Regions from separate parts of the Homo sapiens genome. Here region 2 is linked to region 1. Evidence: read pairs that join two places in POLR2A ChIA-PET (ENCODE). Cell type or tissue: PC-3. All regions are shown on one strand. Links, peaks and the distances in the headings refer to the core of each region. The heading gives the core; the rest is flanking DNA.

The links. Peaks named below come from ENCODE experiments on the same cell type or tissue, not always from the same donor. Only the 100,000 strongest peaks of a DNase experiment are listed, where the experiment ranks them.
Region 2: POLR2A ChIA-PET joins it to region 1 with 14 read pairs; 4 of 35 experiments call an interaction of 5 or more read pairs at or near these places.

The regions. Positions count from the first base shown.
Region 1 is chr14:53,951,872-53,954,777 of GRCh38, forward strand. It overlaps BMP4 (bone morphogenetic protein 4), which reads right to left. Exons shown (of 4, transcript NM_001202.6): 2 at 1,405-1,529; 3 at 1-358. The coding sequence starts at 351. LOC124903317 reads left to right here and starts at 2,311. Exons shown (of 2, transcript XM_047432035.1): 1 at 2,311-2,906. RefSeq lists silencers at 1,669-1,738, 1,789-1,878 and promoters at 1,885-2,385, 2,557-2,906, 2,557-2,877. In PC-3, for the core only: no CTCF peak of the experiment used is centred there; a DNase peak (open chromatin) is centred at 1,580; H3K4me3 peaks cover 2,500 bases; H3K27ac peaks cover 839 bases.
Region 2 is chr14:53,367,581-53,370,486 of GRCh38, forward strand. LOC105370504 (a long non-coding RNA gene) reads left to right here. Exons shown (of 4, transcript XR_943876.3): 2 at 1,872-1,921. Among named protein-coding and RNA genes, the nearest start is that of DDHD1-DT, 220 kb to the left of the region's middle. RefSeq lists an enhancer at 1-1,912. In PC-3, for the core only: no CTCF peak of the experiment used is centred there; a DNase peak (open chromatin) is centred at 1,511; H3K27ac peaks cover 800 bases.

The DNA of each region.
Region 1 (2,906 bases), core at 120-2,619:
CACGGTGTTGGCCCGGCTGGCCGGGCGCTCAGGATACTCAAGACCAGTGCTGTGGATCTGCTCTTCCTCCTCCTCCCCAGACTGAAGCCGGTAAAGATCCCGCATGTAGTCCGGAATGACGGCACTCTTGCTAGGCTGCGGGCGGCGGCGCAGCCCAAACATCTGCAGAAGTGTCGCCTCGAAGTCCCGCAGGAGCTCATGGCTCTGCCCTGAGCGGCGTCCTCCCGCGTGGCCCTGAATCTCGGCGACTTTTTTCTTCCCCGTCTCAGGTATCAAACTAGCATGGCTCGCGCCTCCTAGCAGGACTTGGCATAATAAAACGACCATCAGCATTCGGTTACCAGGAATCATGGTGTCTCTGGGGAGGGGGAGGGGAGTGGAAGGTTAAAGAATAAATAAACACCAATAAATAGGGAGAAATAGAGATGTGTCTGCATATGCATTTAGGGCTAGAAATGGAGGGGCAAGATGGAAAGCAGGTCAGAAAGATCAAGTTTGTGTCTTCTCCCTCACACCACCCGCCCACCCACCAGCTGCAGCCATGCACGGCCTGAAAGTAAGAATTGCCCTGTAATTACTTGGTCTAACTTGTTTACAGTCAAATAACCCCAAATCAGATAGCCTCCATCCTGTTAATCTTTTTTTGTCCTAACTGCTATCTGGGCCATGATCTCAGCGTGGCTTCTTGAAGGATAAACAGTTAACATTGAGGGGGTGAAAAGGGGTGGGGGAGGGAGAATTAAAATGGCATTGCTCTCCACTTTAGACCTTCAGCTTCTCTCCCTTTTCCTCCACCCTCAGAGCCCAACTTTCACAACTTCCAGTTGGTTCAGAGCCAGAGGGAGGGAAAGTGAGAGGCAGGGGCTGGGCGAAGACAGAGGGCGACAGGGTCCAGAAGCCGAGAAGGTGGTCTGGGAGCTAACCGGGTGGCTTGAGGGCTTATTTTATTGTGGCCGATGAGTTTGAAATATTCAGCCAAAAGTGCCTGATCGTGCCCGCTCATCCCCAGGGAAGGGGTGAGAGACGATTCCGGAGAGACCTCTGTGAGTTTTGACAAGAGAGTGGGAACGCGCCACGGAGACACTGGGGGCTCTCCCAGACAAGTTGGATAGGGGAAGGGAGTGGTTAGCCCTCAAGGTACAACCCCGGGCTTTCATCTCTTTAGCTCCCTCGCGCTCCCCTTTCTTGCAACGCTGAGAGGGCGAGTGCGCGCTAGCAGCACTTTAAAAGGAACCCGTACGCTTCCAGCGCCCCGGCTGCCGGGCCAAGAAGGGAGCGACAGTGCTGCCAGGGAGCAGAGTGTGGATATTGTAAAGGAGGTCCGACGGAAGGGACAGCCGGCGAGCAGGGGTGGTGAGGGCAGAGTGAATTCCGGGGAGGGGGAAGGAAGAGGTGTCTACTCACTGACAGAAAACAAGGCATATAATAACAGTCCATGATTCTTGACAGCCAATCTTGAACAAACTTGCTGGAAAGGCTCAGGGAAGCTGCAGCAGTGCGTTGCTCGGGATGGCACTACGGAATGGCTCCTAAAAGGAATATTTGAATATAATGAGACTCCACCGCAGACAGGCTCTGTTTTTCTTCCAGCCCCTCGGAGTCACGTGAGCGCCGAGGCCCCTCCCGCGGCAGGCGGCGAAAGGGCTTGCGCGCCCTCCCCTCCTCCACAGCCCCCCGCCCCTCGCGGGCCCGCCCCTCCAGGCGAGGCCAACCTCCGCGCCCGCCGCCCGAGCCTCAGCGGTCCGGGAGGAGCTCCCGGCGGCGCTCGGCAGAGCCCTCGGCCGGTGCCCCGCGGCCGCCGCGCTCCCAGGGCTACTGGCGCAGCGCACGGAGAACCCGGTTCTCGGCGCGGTGCGTCGTGCTGGGCCCCCGCGCCGGGCCACCTGAAGCCAGAGGATTTGGGGCGCACTGAAGGGACTGCGTCTCCCAGCTCGAACCCGGCTTAAGTGGGGCCGGGAGCGAGGTCGGGAAAGTCTCACCCGCCCAAAGCCTCACCACCGAGAGGCACTTAAAAAGGAAAGCGCAGAGGGACCCTGCCCACGCGCGTGTACACACACACCCCCCCACACACACACAAGCAAACACGAGCTCCCCGCCACTTCCTCCCCAGGGTCTCCTCAAGGCCAAATATTGCTCCCAATGACAGCCAGTCACCCCTTGGCGAACGCCTGCTAAGGCTCCGAAGAGCCGGGCCACCGATCTAGCTCCCGGCTGAAAGCAGCCGACCTTGTCACGCGCGGGGCCGGGAATGGGAGGGAGGGTGTTAGAGGGTGATCGCTGTGGGAAAGTGAGAGGGAGCGGCTGTTAGTCATTGCTCCGGGTCCATTACCGAGAATCCCCAAACCTAGTCCGCCGCTGCGTGGCCCCTCTCCCCATGCAAAGCAGACCCCCGAAGAAGCCATGCCAGGCTGAGGGACAGACGCCGGGGCTCGAAGCTCCGGGCAGATTCAGAAAGAGGCGTCGCTGCAGAAAGGACGCATCACAGTTTTCAGATCTTAATGTGGCCGAGGTTTTACAACTCCCGACCCGGCGCAGAAAGGAAATCCCACCATGTTCCCCGGAGTCGAGAAAACGGTGAACAGCTTTCGGCCTGCGCTCGACCTCTGCGTCTGCGTCTCTCTCGCCTCGGCTTCCCTTATTTTTTAAACCACCACCACACTCCTTCCCCCGCCACTTCCTTCCCCCACCCCCTTCCTCCGTTGCACCAGCAGCAGAGTCGCACGCAGCAAATACTCCTTCAAGAATTTTACCTACCTACAGTTCAAGCAGTTACTGGGATGTCCTGACTAATCGAAGATGCTGCCGCGCGCGTGGGTCGCTCTGCGCAAGGGCCTCTTCGAAAACCCGACTAGGCGCAACTCAGCGTTCAGCAGGGCCGGGAGCGCCAGGTCGTCCCCGGGGCCCGG
Region 2 (2,906 bases), core at 237-2,736, 580 kb before region 1:
TTGTGGCAAATGAGCCCAAATGCATAGATTAGAGCATATCATTCACATGTGCCATGTGTGTGCCAAAGTGTGCGTACCCACTGCTAGACTTCCTCTCACAGGTGGTCTGAATTTGCTTCTAGCTGGTCCTGTAAGCAGATTTAATATTTCATAAGCACTGCTCCATCTCATGCCTCCATTATTGACACCACATGGAAGTCAGGAAATTGGTTCTTTCTGGGAACAGTTTGCAGAAATATGCAGCCTGTCAGCCCCTTTCTCATGGGTGCATTAACAGAGCAGCTCACGATTACAAGTAACGAACCTTCTCCAGATGTGTGTAGCAACTCAGCTCCAACTTTATCTTCGGCCCTGAAGATGGACTTGGCAAGATGGATTATTTGTGGCTGTATTGTAATAACTTTGTGAAATTGGAATTCCCAGTGATTGTAATGGAGGGTGAGGAAGCGGCAGCAGAGGAACAGATAATTTCTCCTTGCAGTAAACAACGAAAAGACCAACAACAATAAAAAGGGCAAATCAGCTGTGGCATTTTCCTGCTTTGGACACCGACTCTTCCAGACTGTTCTAATTCTTTCCCTTTTATGATTCTGTTTATGTTACACACATTAAAGTTAAGTCATGTCTTAAATAAGATGGAAACTGGAAGTGAGATTTGGAAATGACTGAATCAGGCTTCTTAACTTTTTTCTTCTCTTGGAGAGCTCAAAAACAACGGACAGAAAGGGATATACCAAAGAAAACAATATTAATTGTCGGCTTCCATGGAAAATTCAATCCAGTCTTTCATTCATTCTCTTCCCAGTGCAGTGCCAGCAGACTTCTCTCTATATGGCTAAGGGCTTAATTTAGCTGACAAATTTCTGAAGGATAACTAAGCTTTCAGAAAGAAAGATTCTAGCTATAAATGAAGCATGTGTGCTCTCTCAGTCACAAAAGACAGATTTTTCCAGGATAAAGTAATTTGGGGTAAATTTCTCCTGTATTTTATTAGCAGTGATGATTTCAAGGGAGTATTCTTTTAAAGCAAGGCAGTATTTAAATCTTTCTTTTAAATCACAAGTCCCTTGAGTTGATAGTTATAAAACTGGGTTCCACTGGGAGTTATTTGTACATCTTCAAGGTTGGCACCCTTAGTTGTTTGATGTAGATGTTCTAGATAAAATTCCTAAAGTCCAGCTGTTATGATTTAGCTTAATATGTTTGTACAGAGGGGTTTCCTTTGTCATTGAAGAGATAGAGTCAAAACAGAATTAGTCATTCTTGCATCTTCTATTTATAGCCCACTATTATTCTGATGCATTGTCAAAGAATGAAGTGGACAAGAATTTTTCTTCCTTTCTTTCTTTTTTTTGTGTAAACAAAACTCTTTTTATACTCTGTGGATTTAACTTTGGTTGCTAACTTAGTCAGACAAGGCACTTAACAAAAATATTACTTCTTAAATGAAAAATTACCTATTAAGTCATCCCATCTTCATTTGCAAATTAAAGGTTTGTCAGTACAAAGTATGTGGGATGACCAGAAGTCATGGATGACTTACACTGAAGTGGCAAGGGTAGAAAAGGTCAGTTTGAAAATTTATTTGTATGGGTTGCTCATGACTAATAGTCCAAATCTGGAGAGTTTATAAACAAAATTCTATTCTGTTTATTTAGTTTATGCCAGCATTAAAGCTAGCCTGAAAATTTAGTGAAAGTCATTTAAGGAATTTTTATTTGGAGGAAACTTTAATTTTTATTTTTGAGGTCACTGAATAAATGTAGAGGTCTCTGTGGCCTGTACTGCAACAAGTAGAACAGTTAGATAAACTGGTTGTTGAAACTCCCTGGGCCACTGAGTTTTCTTATTTCTTTTTTTTTTTTTTTTAGTAGAGAGCTGACTTTAGAGGGATCAAGAATAGCTTGCTGGATGGAAGGAGGTAAGAAACAGGACTATCAATGTTTTACTTATCTGAGCTGTATAATAATTTGGTGTAGATAATTAAATGAGATGAAGTATGGGAAATGTGTTGTAAACATTCTCAAATCCTCTGCTATTATTGCTTACTGCAGCATCTGAAACAGCAGGGTCTGTCATGCAATAGCCCTCAAATCAATGTTTGTTGAGTTATAGTAAGTCGAATTAAAGAGTAGTTGGACAATTGCAAGTAATAGGTGGAAGTAGAAGGCTGAGAAAGTTGACACTTAGCGTTCTCTGTTGAAAACTATGCTATTAGCAGTGTTGGGTCAGCAAATGGCTTATTTTGGTTGGCAACCCCATGGAAAAGGATTTGCTGGATACAATAATAGTATATTCCCACAAAAATTCTGAAGTTTTATATTTTTGAGAATGTTGACAAGCCGGCAAATTAATGAATGGCTGCCAGTTGTTGAATTTGAATGTCACTCCTGGTGATTGTAAGTGTGAGTATGCCTTTGTTTTCCCTGTGTGCTAAACTCACGCTAGGGGTCCCATTGTTTTGAGGAGCTATTTAAGTAGCCTTCAGGAGAATCTGAAAATCATCCAAATCCAGTGTATAAGCATGAGAAGTCTGAGCTGAAGACTAAAAGTACTCTCCCTACAACCTGTCAGACATCTGGCCCAATGCTAGCTATAGGCAGTGGGGCTTCTTGATGGTCATTGGTGAGGATTCAATCTTTGGTACCCAAAGAGTGGGTGAAAGTTTCAGGAAAAGAAATCTCAAGCCTTGAGGCCTCCCATGAAGGCGAGACCAAGATTTCTCTTCCACAACCCAATCTTTACAATTATTCTGGAGATGGTTGGGAGGAGAGTAGTCATCCTCTTGACTAGAGGATGAGAGACTGTGCAGGAGAAAGCTCTGGAGGAGACCTCACCCTTTGTGACTAGTATGGTGTGTCTCATTCATCATGAGATGGTGGGTGATGCAGGTGATGAGTTAATGA